Regions from separate parts of the Mus musculus genome. Here region 2 is linked to region 1. The links are chromatin loops, found by intact Hi-C in ENCODE. Cell type or tissue: left cerebral cortex. All regions are shown on one strand. Each heading gives the region's core, and the rest is flanking DNA. Links, peaks and the distances in the headings are about the cores only.

Region 1 (10,612 bases), core at 951-8,950:
TCTTACTGCCTTTAGCTATGGGACCTAACGGTGGGACTTTTTGGATTGTTTTCTCATTTTTCTACCCAGGACTCACATACTTTATTGTTATCAGTTTCTCTAGGGACAAATCCCCTGGTCAATGGTCCATGCCCAAGTAGTTAGCCCTATACTTACGAGAATACAGGCGTGTATAGAAGATGGCATGAATCTGGGAGGAAGCTATTGGGGGAACATGGGAGGAATTGACAGAAGGAGCGGTAAGTATGATAAAAATGCATTGTGCTCGTGCATGATAAAACCTAAAAAAAATGACAATGAAGGCGTTTGAAGAAATGGTTTCACTGAAGCTGAAGGCCCAGAAATGAGGCTTTAAATATGTTCTGGTAGCTAAATAGCTGGTATAAAAATTGTTTGTTTACTTATTTTGAGACTGAATCTTGCTGTGTTGCCAGGACTAGTCGCACATTCCTGGGCTTGTGCCAGTTGATACTCAGGTCTACCTGGTGTCCAAGGCTGCAGGTGCAGAGGTCAAGTTCTAGATAGAGCAGTATGTGGAACTCACTCTGCCGATAGGTTTACAGAAGAAGCCATTGTCATCCCCAAATAAGCAAAGGGTTCTGAGTAAATGGTGAACAGTATCAATGTGTCTTCTGTTGGAAAGCTCTCTCTGTCTCAGGACAGCAGGTGAGTGACCGGGACCACAGAGGGTTGGAGTCTGCCATATACCCACTCCCTAAGGCAGCACTGATTCTGTCCCATGTCTGCACACAGTGTCTTCCTTTCCTTTTTTTTCTTTTTTTTTTTTTTAAAGATTTATTTATTTATTATATATCAGTACACTGTAGCTGTCTTCAGACACACCAGAAGAGGGCATCAGATCTCATTACGGTGGTTGTGAGCCACCATGTGGTTGCTGGGATTTGAACTTAGGACCTTCGGAAGAGCAGTCGGGTGCTCCTACCCACTGAGCCATCTCACCAGCCCCGTGTCTTCCTTTCCTAACGGGACCTGGAACATCGGAGTTTTGGCAATGTCTTTCTCTCTTTTTCTAATTTTTAGTGCTATTTGATCAGTATGTACTATTTAGTGTCCTCATAGGTGGCCTGTGCCACCATCTCAGGTTTCAGGGGAATCCCCCCCCCCCCCCAGACAAAATCCTGAACTCATGGTGGCATGTAACTTATTATATATATATAATTTATATATATATAAATTATATATATATATAATATATATATATTATTATATTATATTATATTATATATATTATATTATTATTATTATTATTATATATTATATATATATATTATATTATTATATTATATTATATATATATATTATATTATTTATATATATATAAATTATATTATATATATATTATATATATTATAATATTATATATATAATATATAATATATATTATATATATATAATTATTATTATTATTATTATTATATATTATATATATATTATATTATTATATTATATTATATATATATATTATATTATTTATATATATATAAATTATATATATATAATAAGTTACATGCACCATGAGTTCAGGATTTATAATATATACATATATATATATATATATGATTTATTTATTTTATGTATATAAGCACACTGTAGCTGACTTCACACACACCAGAAGAGGGCATCAGATCCCATTACAGATGGCTGTGAGCCACCATGTGGTTTCTGGGAATTGAACTCAGGACCTCTGGAAGAGCATTCAGTGCTCTTAACCACAGAGCCATCTCTCCAGACCCCATTTAACTTATTTTAAGTCCTTTTTGTGGGGTAGGGAATTGAGACAGGGTTTTCCTGTGTAGCCCTGGCTGTCCTGGAACTCACTCTATAAACTAGGCTGGCCTTGAATTCATAAAGATCTGCCTGCCTCTGCCTCCCAGGTACTGGGATTAAAGGTGTGCGCCATCACAGCTCAGCAGTCTTTTTTAAGTTTTTTTTTTTTTTTTGAGACACTTGCTTACATCATGAATTTTTACTTCCATAATTCTAAAAGAGGGTGTATGTGAAGTTTTTGCAATATCAAATATTTTAAATCCACCAGAGAAATTTGTTGTTTAAAAATAGATCCTATTATACACTGGAACTAATTGAAAAGAAAGTGGGGAAGAGCCTTGAGCACATGGGCACAGAGGGAATTTTCCTTAATAGAACACCAATGGCTTAGGTGCTAAGATCAAGAATCGACAAATGGGACCTCATAAAATTGCAAAGCTTCTGTAAGGCAAAGGACATTGTCAATAAGACAAAACAGCAACCAACAGATTGGGGAAAGATCTTTCCCAATCCTACATCCCATAGAGGGCTAATATCCAATATAAACAAAGAACTCAAGAAGTTAGACTCCCGAGAATCAAACAACCCTGTGAAAAATGGGAAACAGAGCTAAACAGAGGATTCTCAACTGAGGGATACTGAATGGCTGAGAAGCACCTAAAGAAATGTTCAACGTCCTTAGTCATCAGGGAAATGCAAATCAAAACAACCCTGAGATTCCACTTCACTCCAGTCAGAATGACTAAGGTCAAAAATTCAGGTGACAGCAGATGCTGGCGAGGATGTGGAGAAAGAGGAACACTCCTCCATTGTTGGTGGGATTGCAAGCTTGTACAACCACTCTGGAAATCAGTCTGGCAGTTCCTCAGAAAATTGGACATAGTACTACCTGAAGACCCAGCTATACCACTGCTGGGCATATACCCAGAAGATGTTCCAACATGTAATAAGAACCCATGCTCCACTATGTTCATAGCAGCTTTATTTATAATAGTCAGGAGCTGGAAAGAACCCAGATGTCCTTCAACAGGGGAATGGATACAGAAAATGTGATACATTTACACAATGGAGTACTATTCAACTATTAAAAACAATGAATTTATGAAATTCTTAGGCAAACAGATGGAACTTGAAAATATCCTGAGTGAGGTAACCCAGTCACAACAGAACACACGTGGTATGCATTCACTGATAAGTGGATATTAGACCAAAAGTTCAAAATACCCAAGATACAATTCACAGACCACATGAAGCTCAAGAAGAAGGAAAACCAAAGTGTGGACACTTCAGTGCTTCTTAGAAGGGGAAACAAAATACTCACAGGAAATATGCAGACAAAGTGTGGAGCAGAGACAGAAGGAAAGGCCATCCAGAGACTGCCCCACCTGGGGATCCATCACATATACAGACACCAAACCCGGACACTATTGCGGATGTAGGTCAGTGCTCGCTGAAGGGAGCCTTATGTAGCTGTCTCCTGAGAGGCTCTGCCAGAGCCTGACAAATACAGAGGTTGACTCAGCCAACCATTAGACTGAGCATAGGGTTCCCGATGGAGGAGTTGGAGAAGGAACTAAAGAGCTGCGGGAGTTTGCAGCCCCATGGGGGGAGCAACAGTGTCAACCGGCCAGACCCCCCAGAGTTCTTAGGGACTGGACCACCAACCAAAGAGTTGAGGGACCCATGACTCCTGCTGCATATGTGGCAGAGGATGGCCTTGTTGGATATAAGTGGGAGAAGCAGCCCTTGGGTTTGAGCAGGTTCGATGCCCCAATATAGTGGAATACCAGGGCTGGAAGGCAGGAATAGGTGGGTGGGTGGGGGGTGGGGGGTGGAGAGGCAGGGGGAGGGGATGGGGATTCCGGAAGGGAGACCTGGAAAGGGGATAACATTTGAAATGTAAATAAAGAAAATACCCAACAAAAGAAAAAAATATAAAGAAAAATAGATCCTATTAAAGGTACTCAGTGGCCTGTGGAATTGCCTTAGTTAATAGATACTTTCTTTTTTCTTTTCTTTCTTTTTTTTTGTTTTTGTTTTTTGGAGATAGGGTTTCTCTGTATAGCCCTGGCTGTCCTGAAACTCACTTTGTAGACCAGGCTGGCCTCGAACTCAGAAATCCGCCTGCCTCTGCCTCCCAAGTGCTGGGATTAAAGGCATGCGCCACCACGCCCGGCTAATAGATACTTTCACGCAAGAGGGCCTGTGTTTGATCCTCCAGACCTGTTTAAAAAAAAAAAAAAAAAAAAAGGCTGACCTGGGACTGAGGAAATGGCTCGATGGTTAAGAGAAGTATAGCGGGCTGGTGAGATGGCTCAGTGGTTAAGAGCGCTGGCTGCTCTTCCAAAGGTCCCAAGTTCAAATCCCAGCAACCACATGGTGGCTCACAGCCATCCGTAACGAAATCTGATGCTCTCTTCTGGCATGTCTGAAGACAGCTACAGTGTACTTACATATAATAAATAAATCTTAAAAAAAAGAGAAGTACAGCACCAAAGAGAAGTACAGCACCCATATCAGGCAGCTCACAGTCACCCATAACTCCAGCTCCACGAGGTCAGATGCAGAGACAGACAGTCCCTGGAGCTAACGGGCCAACAAGGCTAGCTTACTGGTTGAACTTGCAGGCCTGTGAGAAAAGAAAACAGAAAACCAGAAGGTGAATGGTGGCCAAGGAGCAACACTCGATGCTGTCCTCTGGCGTCTACATGTGCCACACCCCCACAGTCATGTGATCCCACTCACGTCATGTATATACCTACCCCATGCAGAAGGAACTTGATTTGTGGTCTTAGAGAAGTGGGTTCCTAGACACCTTGTGCTTTCATATATTTGGTTTCCTAAAAAGATGTATATTTTTAACGAATGAAAAAAAAAGTGTTACAGAAAAATGCAAATTTTAGTTAAGTCTGTCACCAGTTTGGCTCGTGGGAAGTTGAGGTCAATCCAGCCTCAGGCTGTCTCAGTGCGTTTCTATCTATACAATGACAGTCACTAGAGGGCGCTAAGAGCACACTGATTCGCCCATCGTTCTCCATGTGCTCCGTTAGATGCCAGCAAAATCTCTGGCATTGAGTCAGTCACAAGCCGCCCGAACTGAATGGCCTCTAGTTTGGCTGGCTAATTTCAAGTGTAAATGGTAGGATAACATTTAACACAGATGTTTCTTTCTTCACATATCTGTGAATACACTAACTGCCCCCCTAAGCCTTTCTTTTCAAATATCTTCACTTGATCTTAGCCAAAAGGCCGAGAAGCGATCTTTTCAAATATCTTACAGTAAGAATAAAAACAAATTCATATGGAATATGATATTGGGTTTAAGGCCAGAAGATAGAAACTCAGTTCTCCTCTAGAACTTTCTAGTTCTGCGTCATACTGTGGGGACGTGGAGAGGTGACATGGCAGAGTTTCTGAGAGAAAAGGAAAGGACCTGGGACTGACTGGGAACCACTGGCGACACTGTCTGGGTGTGGTTGGACTCATTGTCACACTGGAGCGGGGCCTGAGATTGTGTGGGGCTTTCTCATTTACTGCATTATGTGGGAAGTCAGATCATGATCACTGGGGACACTTGTGATGCTGTCACAGCAAGGAATGTGGGAGAATCCCGATGTCAAAAAAAAAAGTCAGAAAAAAGAAAACAAAACCACAAGAGAGCTGGTGGGCTTTACCCAGAACCCAGAGCCCCTGGCCATGGGACTGTGTCCTCAGCCTCTGTGGCCCATGCTCTGTACTTCCGTGGCTGCCTGGGCTCCTTTGAACTGGATAACCTTTTTGCTCCTGGCTAACTTATTCAGCTAGATTGTATCTCTGCTGGCCTCCCTCAGGTGTCATTTTGTGTGTCTGTCATAGAAGATGATAACAATAACTTAATTATTCAGTGTCTTGTCTCTTACATGCACCTTCCATTTGTATGTGATTTATGTTACCTTTGTCTTCACAATACCCCTGGTGGGAAATTCACTCTTCTTGTTTCCAAGTGGAGATCATGAGAGTCACATGGGCAAGGGAACAGATCTAGAAGGAATGTGTTCCCTGGGTGTCTCCTTCCAAGACAAAAAATTTGACAGCTTAGTTAAGTCATTTTATTACTTCGTGCCAAAGTTCTGAAATCTGACTTTACAAATGTGTGTGTGTGTGTGTGTGTGTGTGTGTGTGTGTGTGTGTATGCATGTGCATGCATTCATGAGACCCATGGGTGGGCAAGCCATTACTTAACTCTGATTGAGTGAGCTGTCATGTGGAGAACATTAACTCTAAGAATGTAAGAGTTCTAAGAATATAAGTTTCATAGCTAGTTTTGCAGTGAATTGATGGAGCTCAGGGTTTTATAGTTTATATTGTCCTTAGCACAAAGCTAGTTTTGGATATTAAAGGGAATATCCGTCAACATCCAGATGAGTAGACTTTATGATGAAATACTCCGTAGACTTGATGGTTCCTTCGAAGAGGAGCTATATTTCCATAAAATAGTTTGCATAAGCCCTCACCCTGCGAGAGCAAAAGGAGACTGCAAGAACAAGAATTCTGAGCTTCACATCGTAATCTAGTGTCCAGGTTTCTTGAGGATTTGTTGCAGACATTGCTTTCAGCTCGGTATGTATAGTGACTCAGATACCCATAAAAAGAACTATACGGTAGGCTCCGTGTTCATCCCACTTTACAAATGACAGGGAACCGAGAAACATTACATAAAACCGACGTGAAGGCTCACAGGGAAAGGCACTGCCATCAGCCTGAAGTCCTGCCTGTGGTCCCTGGGACCCACTCGGTGGAAGAACACTGACTTCTGCAGCTGTCCTCTGACCTCTATGCGTGTGCCATGCACACATATGCACACAAAGTAGGTAAATAATGTAGTAAAAGACACACGGAATTCTCAGGGGTCGGATACAAACATACTTATTCTTTTAAAAAGCAATGTGAAATGTTTTGATCCCGTAGGCAGTAGTAGTGGAGCCAGGCCTTGGACTATGCAGGCTGGTCTGGGTAGCTCAAATAGCGACTAACTTGTCAATCAACAGCACCAGGCCTGCGTCAAACACATTGCAGGAGTTATCCCCCATAGGCCACAGTAACAGTAATAAAGTGTTTGCCATTCTCACTCCAAGACCAACCCACCAGTCACATAGGCTGAGCCAGCCCAGTGCAAGGCCAACCCACCAGTCACATAGACTGAGAGACAGCCCACTCCAAGACCAACCCACCAGCCACATAGATATCCCACTAGTCTCCTTGATCAAGGGCAGTCTTGGCTTGAAGAGTTGGTGGCATGTATGACCCCATCCATCATGGGGATAACTGCAGCAAGCTCAACAGGATGATGAGCAAAATGTCCATTTGCTGAAATCTGCCACCATTTTAAATAGAATAAGAGGAGAGGGGGAAGAGGCCCAGGTGACTAGATCAAGCCATACAGTAAGATAAGCAATCCTTTTCTTGACTTAAAATTGCACAAGTCCGAAGCTGTAGCTCAATGGTAGAGCATTGTCTGGCTTGCTCAAGTCCGTGGGTTCATCCCCAGTGCCTCCCTCCGCCCAAGGGCACAGAATGAGCCTTATCTGAATGCGTGTAGAGAAGGGGGCTGCCTGGTAGCCTTTGCTGATAGCTTCTGCTTCCCACTCAATCTGGGCTATCGGTTTTCTCGGTGGAGAACAGAAGCTAACTTATTTACAGTGATCTGGGCAGAATGCCTGGCTTTTAATGTATCACAAATGGAACACCAAGCCCTTTAGGAACATTCAGAAAGTGATAACCAGGATGGATTCTCAGGAAAGGTCAGGGACAGGAATGAGCGGGGCCCACGGAGTCTCCTTCCTAGCTGTGTGAACTTCAGGAGCTTGTCCTTTGGGGGGCTGTTTCTTCTGTGTAGAATTGACAGTTGTCCCCACTGCAAAGTGTGGACAATTCAGTAAGCTGTGGTATAAGAACACATGCACTTATCAAGTATTAATAACAGTGAGTAATCGTCACCATTATTGTGACCAGAGTTAATTCTGCTGGCACCATCTTTATTGTGTTATTTGTTTCTTGCGAAGTGTGTATGTGTGTGTTTATGTGTGGCGGTGTGTGTGGGGTGTGTGTCTGTGTACACACGTGTGCACTAGGAGGATGTCCCGTGTCCTGCTCTATCCCCATCTACCTTATTTCCTCGAGCCACAGAATGGCACTGAACCTGGCTCTAGAATGGCAGCTAGCAAACTCAGAGGTCCTTCCGTATCAGTCTAACAGCACCGGGTTACGGACTTAGTAAGCACCATGGCAGGCTTTGTACTGGGTGCTGGGCATTGGGATTGAGGCTCTCTCGTGTGCCAGCGCAGTAAGGGCCCTCACTTACTAAGCTATCTAAGCCCTCTCCCCGGTCTTTTCTTATGGCAACATCGGAGTGCTGAATGTGTCCCCTCTGTTCCTTAGGGGCATAGGAAAATGTACTAGGTGCCCTTGGAAGTGTCCACAGCAGAGAAGAGGGAGCGGTCGGAGAGTTGGTAGAAGTTTAGGAGGGAGACATAGAGAGAGAGAGAGAGAGACTACTTCTCTAGGAGTGAGACTACGCTTAACAAACCCAACAGGAGCTGGACGCGCCCCCTTCACTCTGCGGGTCCCTATCGGGATGGGATTAATTTAATTCCCAGCGCTGACCGTGTGTCACCAGCCGTGGGGCAGCCTGCTGCCCCTCCTCAGCCCCTGCTCCCTTCTACACCCGCACCGAAGCCTGGCTTGCGATTGGCCGGCTCGTCTCGGGGGCTGTCGCGGATTGGCGCTTGCCAGCCCGGGCCCCGGAGTTTAAAGAGGGGGCGGGGACGCGCTGCCCAGCAGCGCTGCAGTCCCCTCCAGGCGCACCTGTCCCCGCTGCACGCTGTCGCAGCAGTGCTTGCAGCCGCTCTCTCCCCATCTCGAGTAGCCCGGAGCCAGCGGCTCGCGAGGGCCAAGAGGGCAAGCCTAGGGAAGGCTCTGTCCAGGACGACACAGGGGGCACAATCCGTGTGAGTCGAGCTGCGTGGACGTCGCTGCGGCCACCATGGTAGCCACTTGCCTTCAGGTGGTGGGTTTCGTCACGAGCTTCGTGGGTTGGATTGGCATCATCGTCACAACGTCCACCAATGACTGGGTGGTGACCTGCAGCTACACCATCCCCACCTGCCGAAAAATGGACGAACTGGGCTCCAAGGGCCTGTGGGCTGACTGCGTCATGGCCACTGGTCTCTACCACTGCAAACCCCTGGTGGACATCCTCATCCTTCCAGGTAAGGACTCCAAGTTTGCAAGCAGCTTCCAGAGGCAGGTTGGGCTAGAATTGGGGATTTTAGACAGGGCTCTCAGAAGTTTGGAGACTCAGAGACCTCTGGATGATACATTTTTGACATCTCCAATCCAACCCTGTAGGAGAATTAGTCCTAAAGAGCCACCTGTCAGCCTCAGTTTCTTTATCTGAACATGAGATGATAAAGGTAACACTGGTCAATCAATGGCTTTGAGAATTTCATGAATCAAATCATATACACATGGTGGGAAATCATATACACTATTGTTAATTCCCCATGATTTCATCATCCCAGGTACCCAAGCTAATCGACCAAAGAGACACTCCAGTCCTCCCCCCACCCCCACTGTGCCATCTCCAGTGGGCTTCCGATTAGAGCTGTCTATAGGCCCGAGGAGAAGAGAACAAAGGGCAATTTCAAATAGGTGTAGGCTGAGCTGAGCTTCTTAGACTGCATGGCACTCCGGAGTCACCCGGATGAGGTTCCGTTCACATTCGAGGAGTCTCTGGACTGCCCGGATTAGTGAGTCTCAGTTGGTTCTCTCAGTTCAGGGCCTGCTTATCTGACTTGTCACCATCTTTACCTACCGTTTGCCCCTGGGATTCCTGCAGTGACTGTGCTTCCCACCCTCTCTCTGCCAGGGTGACACCCTTCTCCAGTTCTGCTCAGCAGGCTGCTAGCTATTGGGAAGAACAAGTACCCTGCGGGGAGGAAACTCCACCAGGGAGACACACTCAATGCCTAGGGTCACAGAGTGGGGTGGGGTGGGGTGGTCGTGGTGGTGGTGGTGGTGGGGTCGGGAATGTCGGGCAGCCTTGGAAACCCAGGGTGAGGGAGTTTGGGAGGGAGCATCTTTGGGTGTCATGGGAAAGTTTTTGGAAACAGTTTTGAAACCTGTAGCCAGTTGGATGACTTGGGTGGTTGTGAGCACCACTTGTGGATTTCTGCTAGAAATCTGTCACCCCCTTTGGCTTCACTGTCACCTAGGTGAGGTGGCCTAACTCCCTCTGGCCTTGTCTGGGTCATGTATATATTTAAGGGCATAGCCAGGCCCTAAGGTCTCGAGAGGAGCTAAATTTGTGCCTTCTCCCGAGAGCGCATTGGGGTTTTCAGAGACTCTGTACCCCCTTTTAGAGCCTTAGGTGCCCTCTCTTTTACAGACAGGACATTTGGAACTCACCTCCCTCCTCACAGCTCACTCACTGCTGACTCAGCTTTATCCCAGGATGCAGAAGTAGGAAACGAAGCCAGGGCTTTGTTTATGTTAGGTGAGCTCTCTACAGTCTGAGCAATATCTCCCCTCCCACGTTATATTTTAAATTCTCTTTGCATTCTCTCCTGGTCCACACCTTGCCTCTACCACATAGTATACCACACGCTGCATGTCACACCTTCCACTTGGACATTCAGAAGAACAAACATTAGGGAACCCTGGTGTGGACTCAGCTTTAGTTAACACTGGCTTTGGTAGACCTGGGTTAGACTCCAGCTCTCAACAGTCTGGGTTATCTGAGACAAATTGCTAACCTCAAGAAACCCTAGTAAATTTTCTTTAAAGA
Region 2 (10,612 bases), core at 1,837-9,836, 100 kb after region 1:
CTCAGCCACAGGAGGGACCACACTAATGTGATGTGTCACTGAGCCCCAGGCATGGCTTTGACAGTGTCTTCTGCAAAGAAGGCATTTTGCTGAGACTGATGTAACCTGCTTTCTTACTTTCATAAAACATCTGTCTTCCTTCATAAATCTCCAGTGGGATAAGCTATCGTGCATATATTACCACGTGGCTTGTCCTTTTGAAATGTAATTAGGACTGGGATATGATGAGAAATTACAGGACCTCAGAGAGAAATAGTGTGGCTCCTGTTGGAAACATCTGTTTTCTCTGAGACATTGAATTCCAGACGCCCAAGTGTCCCCATCCCACCTGTTTCCCCTGAGGAGCAGGTTTCTGGACTGAGAAATACTTTTCTAGCCTCAGGTTGCGTGCAGACAATCCAGGTAAACTTTCCCAGATGCCCTCTTCCTGATGCTCTTGGCTAGCCTGGACAATTTCAAGTTTTCTTTTTAGGATGTGATGCATCAGGCTGCATCTCCCTCCCACCTCGACTCTACCGGCTCTAACCTGAGCAACCTTGCTCACCCGTTGCCTGTCACAGAAACCCAGGCAATTTTTACAAATGTGTCTGGAAGAGAAGCAATTTGTCTGGGAGCACTTCTCTTTCTTTGTGTCAAAGAAGAGACTTATGATTTCTCTGCCAAACCAGGGCCCAGATGGACAGCAACTGCCTGTGTTCAGGGACAGCCAGCACCATTGATCAGGGAGAGCCTGACACCATCAGTTATTGAACCTCTCAGGACTCTAATTAAAGCTGGGTAGGGAACGAAGAGCCCCTAAATGCCCAAACCATGCCTCAATACACTGACCTTTAAATGAGAAGGAAATAGCTATCCTAATAGAGAATTGACCCCCAAATCAGGTCAAGTGGAATAATTTGTTCACTAAATGCATTAATAGCCTACATGCTTACTCTTTTTCCTTGAAATTCCTATCTATGAGAATATTTCGGAGGTATAGTTTCTATCTTATGATGAGTTCAAGCTTTTCTCGTGGTTTGCTTGTGCTATGGTTGGTAATCATGGCTGATTGGGACTCAGCTGGTCATGTGTAATGAACTGTGTGGTGTCTAAGAGTGGAATGGCTGTGTCTAACGTGTCAAGGGTTAGCTTTTCCCTGAGCTAGTCATTTGACCCAAGCTGGTCCTTTCTGGGCCTTAGCTCCCCTCCTGGTAATGATACCAATTGTATAAGTTGCTTAGGGTCTTGGATGGACATATATATGGTCCCTGGTATAAGCTAGGGAACCCTTCATGGCTCTATTTACAGAGGGAATGTCTTGGCCAGCAACACCTCTTGGAGTGTTGAGGCAGGAGCATTTGCATCAGAGGAGGGTTGAGAGACATAATCAAGTGTTGCTGGCTGCTGGTTTCAGGGACTCAGCACCGTCAGGACTATTGGGAATCATTCTAGTGTCTAGCCCAGGCTGTCTCTGCTCAATGCACTTCTGAAACAGAACCTGGACACTTTTATTCCTGGGTTTTATATCTTTAATAGAAACCATCTGTTCTGCCCCATGCCTTACATGAGAAATAGTGAGAGAAATCTCCTACTTCTTGCTAATCTCTTATGAGAACTGCCTGTCTTTCTCAAGGTGACCCTGGGAACTGGGCTGCAAAGACCTTTGGCAGAAAGGACAGAGAAAGGGAGTTGAGGTGGTGACAGCTTGCTATTCTCTCTCCAAGTACTTTCAACACTACCTCGTGAGGAGCAGAAGAGGATCCCCCTCCACCCCTCCCTCTCCCCCCACCTCTCTCTCTTCTTTTTAAGACAGGGTCTCACTACAGAGCTCTGGCTGTCCTGGAACTATGTAGACCAGGCTGATCTTGAACTCAGAGGGATCTGCCTACCCTTGCCTCTGGAGAGTTGGTGACATTTAAATGAGATGGAAATGTACTTCAGCGCATCTGAGGAGCAGGTGTGATTGCCGCACAGGGAGAGGAACCTTCTCAACACATGTCTAAGGAGAATAGTGTACAGCCACGTTTCAACTTGGATCTTCCCAAAGTCCTTTGAGTTTTCAACTTCCTTCAAATTGGGACAGCATGCAGGGAGGGGCTGCATGGGTCAGAGACTCTCAGTTTAGGGGTCTTGTGAGAGAATTATGTGGACGTGGGGGCTTCTTACAGACCTTACTTCCACCCACCGTGGCTACTTCCCTTACCCAGTGTTTTCTGCCCCCCCCCCCGTCTATAAAAAGACTCATTTATGTGTACTTTATATGTATGTGTGTGCCTGAATGAGCTGATGTGCACACGTACAGGCACTCATGGAGGCCAGAAGGCCTCAGATTCCCTGGAGCTGGAGATACAGCTTATGAGCCGTCTGATGTAGGTGCTGGGAACCAACCCTAGATCTTCTGCAAGAGCAGTTGCTAAGCAACGTCAGCTGCTGAGCCATCTCCCTAGGCTCCCTTCCTTTCTAGCCTCCTCTGAGCTCTAGGAAGTATAAGTACAAATTTTGTGTTTGCCACATGCTCATCTGTGATATTCCGGGGAGGGAGTCCTTGTGGACAGTGGCCACAGGGTTTTCTGGCACAAGTGACAGACACGGGTCAGGATCTTACCTATAGGAATCTGATAGATTGTTTCTGACTAGACATCCCCTGCTCAGTCCGACAGCAGTGGCACCTTTTTAGCTGAGTTTTGAATGAGGGAATGACAGAGAGTGAAAGAGTCCCTTGAGCATACTGGTGGCTTTTTGAAAAAGGCACTCATTTTAAGTGAGACACTGAGAGCGTTCTTGTCTAGATTTATAGTATTCAGCTGTATTAATGCTGTGTTTAAGACAACTTAGCAATGTTTTCAAAGGAGCAGGTATTTGTGTCCATGTATAAGAGAAGTTTGTTATGCTGTTATTTTTCTTAAGTCTAAGGGCCAGGCTGTGGAGACCCACTCTGTTAGTATAGTACTTGCCCTGCAGGCCTGAGGTCCCAAGTTCAATTTCCATACCCCTCTACCAACATACACAAATGCTGGACATGGTTGTAGTGATAATTTTGATTTCTTAAAAAACCCAGTTATGTTCTATGAATATGCTTTTATTTTAACCCCAGGTGTGTGGTAAGAGGCAGCTTCCCAGCAGGTGATTATGATTTACTTTGTGCACTAGCAGGGGTGTGATTTTTTTGCCAGCTGCAGATAGTTTAATTTGGGGGACTCTGAAGAGGGTGTAAATGAGAGAGTCCCAAGAGGGCCTGTGGCAGCTGCCGCCCCTGCTACCAACCCCCCCCCCCCGCTGCTGGCTCATCAGATGGATTTGCTGCTGCTGGTTTGCTGGGTTGTTGGATGTTCTGACAACAAAGATCGGACTAAGGAACCCAAAGTCCTCAATTGGCAGTAAGTAGCTTATAGAGGTCTATGTCCCCTTTCCCTTTTAACCTTCTTTCTCTCCAACCTAGTGTTGGGGGGCTGGAAGGAAGTAGTATGGAATAAGGGTTAGAAGGGAGGTAGAGGTATAAAGAACCTAGTAAAATAGCTTAAAAAATATGCTAACACAAGGTTCCTTGTACTTGTAATCCCAGTAGTGGGGGATGGGGGACAGGATTCCTGGGACTCACAGTAAGTTCCAGTCCAGGTGGAGACCCTGTCTTTACACACACACACACACACACACACACACACACATATGCTTGAGGAATGCTACTGGAGGTTGTCCTTTGATCTCTATGTGTATACACAGATGTGCACTTGAAACCACACAAATACCTGTACACACATTCACAATATACAGATAAAATATGAAATTATAAGCTGGGTCATTTAAAATCAATATCTTAAGATATACGAATACAGTCAATATTTTCCAGTGAATGTACTCTAAAATAGAAAGAGTAAATAGGACCTAAGGACAGATTTTGCGTATGTGTACACATAAATGTAACATGCCCCTGGACCATCAGTCTTGGAGCCCAGCAGTGGGCAGCAATGCCTGCCAAACAGGAACAAAGACAGATCAAGTCAATAGTCCCAGGATGCAGCTGGGAAAGTCCTTAAATGTACTAACCTTGCTTTTTATGTTGTGTACTTCTGCTTCTTGCTAACTGAAGTGTGCCAACCTAGGATATGTTTTTTTGGGTTAAAAAGCCAAGAACCATTAGCCTCGGGGCTGTGTGATTTAGGTGAATTCTGTATGCAGCCGCTGGTCTCTGTAAAGGCTTTCTATTTCACTTTAATAGTCCGTGTGTCCTCTGAATGAGTACACACACACACACACACACACACACACACACATTTAAGTTATAAATTCATGTTTAGTTACTTTGCAGGGAACTTTTGGGTCAGATCTGTGGAAATGTGTGGCATATAGAGTAATACCAGCAATACAGGGTAGCGATTGCATTCTCCACACAGCACAGCCACACAGCATCAGTGATACATTGTAGACAGTCACATTCTCCATACAGCACAGTCAGCACTAGGTTATAGCATCAGTGATACATTGTAAACAGTCACATTCTCCATACAGCACAGTCAAGCCTATGACCAAGAGGAAGGCAGATGGAGGGCCAGTTGAGTTTCTTGCCGTTTTCTCTTTTCCATGGTAATGCCACCGTTAACTGTGGTATTTACTTTCATTAGTCACCAGAGACTGCTATCTCCATGCTGAAGGTGGCCTTTCATCACTCTCTGTGGCTTCCACGTGCCCATGTCCTGCTTGCTAGTGTGAATCCTGTCCTTCCTTCCCACCCACTGTCCTGCATCCATCCCTTCTTCTATGTTGCTTCCTTAATTCATCTCCACCCATGTGTAGCCATTTAAGAAAGCTCTGCCTGCTGCTCTTTTTTCTTTTCTTTTGATGTTCTCATTTCCTGCATCATGCAAATGGAATTTGCTGGAAGCTCTCTGATTCCCTTGGGTGGCTGTGACCCCTTAGCTCCCATCCCTGGGTAAAAGTGGTGGGCCAAGGTTTGAAGCTGATAGACTGGCCCCATCAAAGCCATTGAGTTGCTGTGGGCACCCAGTTAGACACAAGGTACAAAGTTCAGGCCACCTCGGTGAGGGCTGGGGCTTGCCATTCACTCTTAATCACTAGCTTTTCTGTCTCAGATGTTATCCCACAGTCATTTGGTAGTTCCATGCCTTGCTGATCTATGTGCTTGCCTAACAAGGTCTTGTACAAGGTCTACCTACAGACACATGCACAGGAAACCTGCCTCTTTAATTTATTCACTAGGGGTAGACTTGTGGCTTCAGATACGGAATCCTAGCTAGCTTGTTTGCATTAAGAAGGGTCCTCACTTCATCAGGTTTGAGTGATCATAACAAGAAATGTGAATATTATTGGCCATAGTTCTGTGTATGGGTTCCATTAAGCACTTTGCATGTATTGTATGTAGTCATTATCTTCAAAATGGCCATGTTAACGAAACCATTATTATAGTCACTTAAACATGATGAATCCAAGATTTAGATGGGTTCCTAGGAATTACTCTAGTCTATAAATTACTTTAGTTTGTAAGTTATTTGTGTGGATTAGGAAAGGAAGGAAAAGAATAAGAAAAAAAAAAGAATAAAGCAGTTTATAAATAGAGGTGATTAATCCAGGGTTCCTGCCATACCCAGCCTCCCCAAGGCTGAGGGATTAATGCCCTGGCACAGCTGTTAACTTCCCACCTGTTTGGGATGCTCTAGGTTAAGTACATTTGAAATCACATAAGGAGTAAGGCACAGAGCAGGGCTTGCAGAGATGTCTCAGGTGCGCAGACTAATTGTACTTGGCCTCCAGATGTCTCAGAATAGATGGGGCTGAGAGTCTGCATGTGGGGAAACAAGGGACTCTGTTCTTTAAGGCGTCATCCTTCTTCGGTTCTATTTCATTCTCACTCCCACTACAGGCAATCTAATGCAAGCTCTTCATTTTATAGAGGAAGGAACAGACTTCGAGGTGTGATAGGCTGTGCAGGGACCCTGAGGTGCCGAGGGGCACAACTGAGTGAGGTCTTGGGTGTCCTGACTTCCAGCCCAGGCTTGGTTGGATTTAGCAGTGTTCAGAGTTGCTTCACAGACGATCTCTTGCTTTTCTGCATAGATGGTAAACCCTTGCTCTGTCTCAGAGTTCTTTCCTAGCTATGTTCAGTGGCAGTTCTCATCATGCTGAGTGCAGAGTGAGGGGTCTGTCTGTCTTTCCCATTGCCACTGGACTGTCCACTCTACCGTGGTCTGTGGAAGGTGTAAAAGGAGCCCAAGTTTTCCTGAAGGAAACTGGTTTTCACCATCAGCGATTTGAGAAATGTACAAATTTCTACTGAGATACACATAGCTCCTCTGAACCAGTAACTGACAACCTTCCTTCAAGGCTGTCAATCAAACCTCTACAGGAGAGTGCCGTGAACTTCAAGTCCAACCAAGCCTTTCTTTTTGCTGCTGACAGGTGATAGAAGACACTGAGCTTAGAAGTTATTTTCATGACCCAGCGTAACAGAAGTTTTGACCCACAAAAGTGATCTTCTAATCAGTAGCTCAGGGAGAGCTGTGGGCTGCGTTCAGAGCTCAAGAACAGGGAGGCAGTCCTATAGAAGTCACCTATCATATCTGAGCCTCAACATTGTTATCTGTAAAATGAATATTATAACGTAAATTATTATTTGGTGGAGTTCTTGAAAATTATCTTCCACGTGTGCTCACATGTGTGTGGAGGTCAGAGGTCAATTTGTGGGAACTGACTCTGAACTCTCAGCGGGGATGGGACTCATGTCCTCAGGCTTGAGAGCAAGTGCCTTCACAAATAATCCATCTCAGCAGTGTGAAGTTTTGTTGTTGTTGGCAATGTTTTGTTTGTTTGTTTGTTTGTTTTTTATTGTGTTATCATCACACAGATGATGCCAGGCATATCATATTAAAAATCTGCAAGAGCTTAGTTACTATAATAACCATAAACTGAAGCCACTAATGCACCCAGTGGGAGGTTGCATTGCATCCGCTGCACAACATTTGTCCAATAGACATAACAGCAATAATAAAGGCTGACATTCAGCAAGGGTCTTACCTTGCTTTAGCCTTCAGAGACCCACACATGCTGGGCTGGCTGCTGTCCTTATTAAGATTCCAGCTATGTATTTGGAGAATACATAATTTGGAGAACTAGCCAGCCCTTGCTCTGAGGGTAAGGATGCATCTGCTCTTCCATTTCCTTACCGCTCTCTTAAAAGTATACTTTCCCCATCCGAGTGCGGTAAAGAGAAACAGAGAAGGGGGTCACCGAGCACCAGTCCTCCTGGTTCACCCCCAGTCCGTTTTTCCCTGGAGGGGCAAAATGGTTTGTTGTAGCAAAAAATGAAATTAGAACTCATTTAGAATTTGTATATGTTTATGAAGCCATGTGGCCTGTGGTTACTAGGAGACATGTCAGAACTCTGGGAAAGAATGGCTTCTGGAGCAGGGCAGCAAGGTTGGAAAGACAGACATTCAATTAGGGCTCACTATGCTCCCTCGTGTCCCCTCCCCCCACCACTACAGGTGCACCTGAGGACAGGTCGGAAGAGCTGAAACTCTTCAGGCTGAGAGGAGGCATACACTACACACCGTTATGTAGGTATGTCCAACCTTTGACATTGTATCACAATGCTGTCATGTACGAAGTTTATGCTTAAGAACTGTATCATTGAGTTACAAAAGAATTGCAAAACCAGCTCATGTTTATTGTCTTGTGCTGGAACACATTCATTATTACACTCAGCCACACATGGCTTGTGTGCTACAGGTCAGACATGGATGCCCGGGTCTATTGCTAAGCCATATGCTAACATGCTAAAAAGAATATACTCGGTACCCGTCTGTCTCTCTGTCTGTCTGTCTCTCTTGGCACATGAGTGTGCCATGGTGCTGTACGGATATCAGAGGACAACTCGTTGGAGTTGGTTCTCTCATTCTGCCATGTGGGTCCCAAGAATGAATCTCAGGTCATCAAGCTTAGTGGTGGCAGGTGTCTACCTACTGAGCCATCTTGATGGCCTGAGATTGGTTTTTAATTATCTTTTTTTTTAATGATCAGAGAACTGGCATGAAATAATCAATCCATTTCCAGTGAGAAGGTTTCTGGCTTCCATGGTCCAAAGGTGGCCTCCTGAAAAGACAGAACTTTGGGTCTTACAGTTTCCAGTCTCAGTTCTGGTTCTTACTAAAGAGCCTTGCCACTTGTAGGAGGAAGTTCTTTCTGACTGCGGCTCTGATCGGAGCCAGCCTCCCACAGTGGGTAGGTGAGAATGGAAGGATGCCGTGTCCACATGTGAGCATCCTGTGTATCCACATGGCTCTCACATGGGCTATGTGTGGTCCTCCATGCTGGATTTCTATCTGGATCCTCACTTTCTGCTATCAGAACTATGTTGCCAAATCCATAATTCTCATGCTATTTCAGAACACTCATCCATTACCTGCCTTCTCATGGGCAGATGGAGTGTGTCCTCCTCTTGCTCATGGTCCTTGACCCATCCAAACCCTCTCTATTCTAAGCTTCATTTTGGCTTTCACTGTCAGAGCTCAGAGCGCTGAGCTCCATAGTCTCTCATGTCTCACCTGGCACATCTGGTTTTTTTACCTTCATCGTGTCTCCACTGTGGGACTGAAATATGTATCTGCTTGTGTCATTGAACTTCTCCAGGCCAACAGAGTGACATCTAACCTCAACTTGGCATGTGTTAGGGATTGATCGCCTGAGCTGTCTCCCCAGTCCCACGAGTTCAGTTTTAATTATACTAAAAAGAAACTATACATAAACCCGGGGAAAACCGTGCCACAATGGATGCTTTTCCCCTCCTCGGGCTCATGTGTGTCTCTTGGGACTTTGAATGGCCAGAAGTTGTGGGCACAATCATTTGGCTTTGATTCATCTGCAGCCAAGTAAATTAGAGCAGCTACACAAGCCATCCTGCCTCCACCCACTCTCCACAGAGCTGTAGGTAAAAAACCAGGATGAAAAAAATGATGCTCTTTATCAAAACATACTATTAAAGGGGCTTTGCAGGCCTGGCAGGACACAGGGCCTGTGGAGTTATCAAAGAGCAGATAGGGCCATTGGACAAAAGTGAGAGGTTAGGCACAAGCTGTTTCCTCCGATAAATAGTCCACCACCTGGAACAGGCCAGAGGGCAGTGACCACGTCAGAGTGGAGCTGGGTAAAGGATCTGGGGAAGTCAGTGGACCTGTGGGTCATGTTCAGTTGGAGAGAAAGTAGCTTCAGAGTCCCGTTTTTGTTTCATGTTTCATGAAGGATTATGTAGAATGGGGAACAGAGCTACATGACCAAAAAAATTTCCCTAGAAGAGAGTCTGCCTGCTATATGAGAGACTCCTGTTAGCAAGCTTCCTCTCCATGTGGGTCCTAGCTGTGGCAGATAGCGCCTCCTTCTACATGGAAGTTTCCAAGTCTAGCTGTGTGTTAGATGCTCTTAGGGGATCCCAGGGCTCCCCACCCAGCCCCAGCTGAGTTGGAATTGCAGGACATATACTTTGGACATCAGTACTTTAAAATATAAATAGACAGAAATTAAAGAAGGAGCCACAAACTAGGAGAAAACATTTACAAAGCTACACATGTAAAGTCAGGTGTGAGGACTGCTTGCACTTTGAATCACAACACTTTGGGATGCAAAGGCAGGTAGCTCTATGAGTTCAAGGCCAGCCTAGTCTGCATCATGAGTTCCAGAACTGTCAAGGCTATATAGTAAGACTCTGTCTAAACAAAACCACACATGTAATGAAACATTTCTATCTAGAATATATAGAAAAAAATTGAGACAAGGTTTCATGTAGCCTGTGTTGTGTCCTTGAACCACCCAACCCCAAACTGTAAAATAACCATTTCCTTTTCTTTATACATTAGCTAGATTCTGGCATTTAGTTAAAAAATGAAAATAGAATAATAGAAATACTATATATTACAGCAGGTGCCTACAATAGAGCTTGACACAAAACAATTTATTTAGTGCTGTGTGCTGGGCATTGTATCGGTACTTGGTAGATATCTCTTTTAGATCTCACAGCAACAAAGAAGATATTTTTACTTCCACAATGGGGAAACTAAGACTCAGAGAAGTTACAGTGTTTGCCTTAAGTCTCCCAGCTAGTTAGCAGTTTAACCAGGTTCCACGTCCAAACTCAGTCTTACTGGTTACATACCACTTCAGATTTCACACATAGTGCCTCTTTGACGTCACCTCCTGCCTTTAACTGCACTTTGTTACTATTTTTAATCCAGTATTTCCCCGATTTCATTGAAATCTGCAGTGTCCACTGATCTTACCACTTTTCCGTTTTCACTTATCGTTACTAATTTTTGTTAGCATGCAAAACAGTGGGCGTGGCTGTGACATTTCTCCTAGACAGGTCATCTCGGTTCTCCTGCGCAAGCGCCCTTCATCTCATTGTTCTTTTCTCTCTGCTTGGGACAAGGTGAATTCGGTTGTGCCAACATCCTCTGTACTCCATACTTATCACCCAGCAGTACCTATTGCTGGAGATAAACATACAAGGTAGAGACTGGGCTTCCTGGTGCTGAGTAGGCTTTTAATTATAGCCAAGAGAGGAGGAGAGACAAATGTTAACAAGGGTGGGAATGGAAAGGAACTGGTCTATTGTGGTGTGGAGAAGGGAAAG

What was found. A loop is a pair of places that touch in the nucleus more often than their neighbours do. Peaks named below come from ENCODE experiments on the same cell type or tissue, not always from the same donor. Only the 100,000 strongest peaks of a DNase experiment are listed, where the experiment ranks them.
Region 2: it touches region 1 in a loop (2.1-fold over the local background); 1 of 42 quality-filtered maps calls a loop at or near these places.

The regions. Positions count from the first base shown.
Region 1 is chr3:31,141,341-31,151,952 of GRCm38, forward strand. It overlaps Cldn11 (claudin 11), which reads left to right and starts at 8,580. Exons shown (of 3, transcript NM_008770.3): 1 at 8,580-9,035. The coding sequence starts at 8,810. In left cerebral cortex, for the core only: a CTCF peak has its summit at 4,775 (motif pointing right); DNase peaks (open chromatin) are centred at 4,521, 4,816, 6,405 and 8,570; H3K4me3 peaks cover 859 bases; H3K27ac peaks cover 313 bases.
Region 2 is chr3:31,243,728-31,254,339 of GRCm38, forward strand. All of the region lies in intron 2 of Slc7a14 (solute carrier family 7 (cationic amino acid transporter, y+ system), member 14), which reads right to left. Among named protein-coding and RNA genes, the nearest start is that of Gm33834, 16 kb to the left of the region's middle. In left cerebral cortex, for the core only: no CTCF peak of the experiment used is centred there; a DNase peak (open chromatin) is centred at 5,919.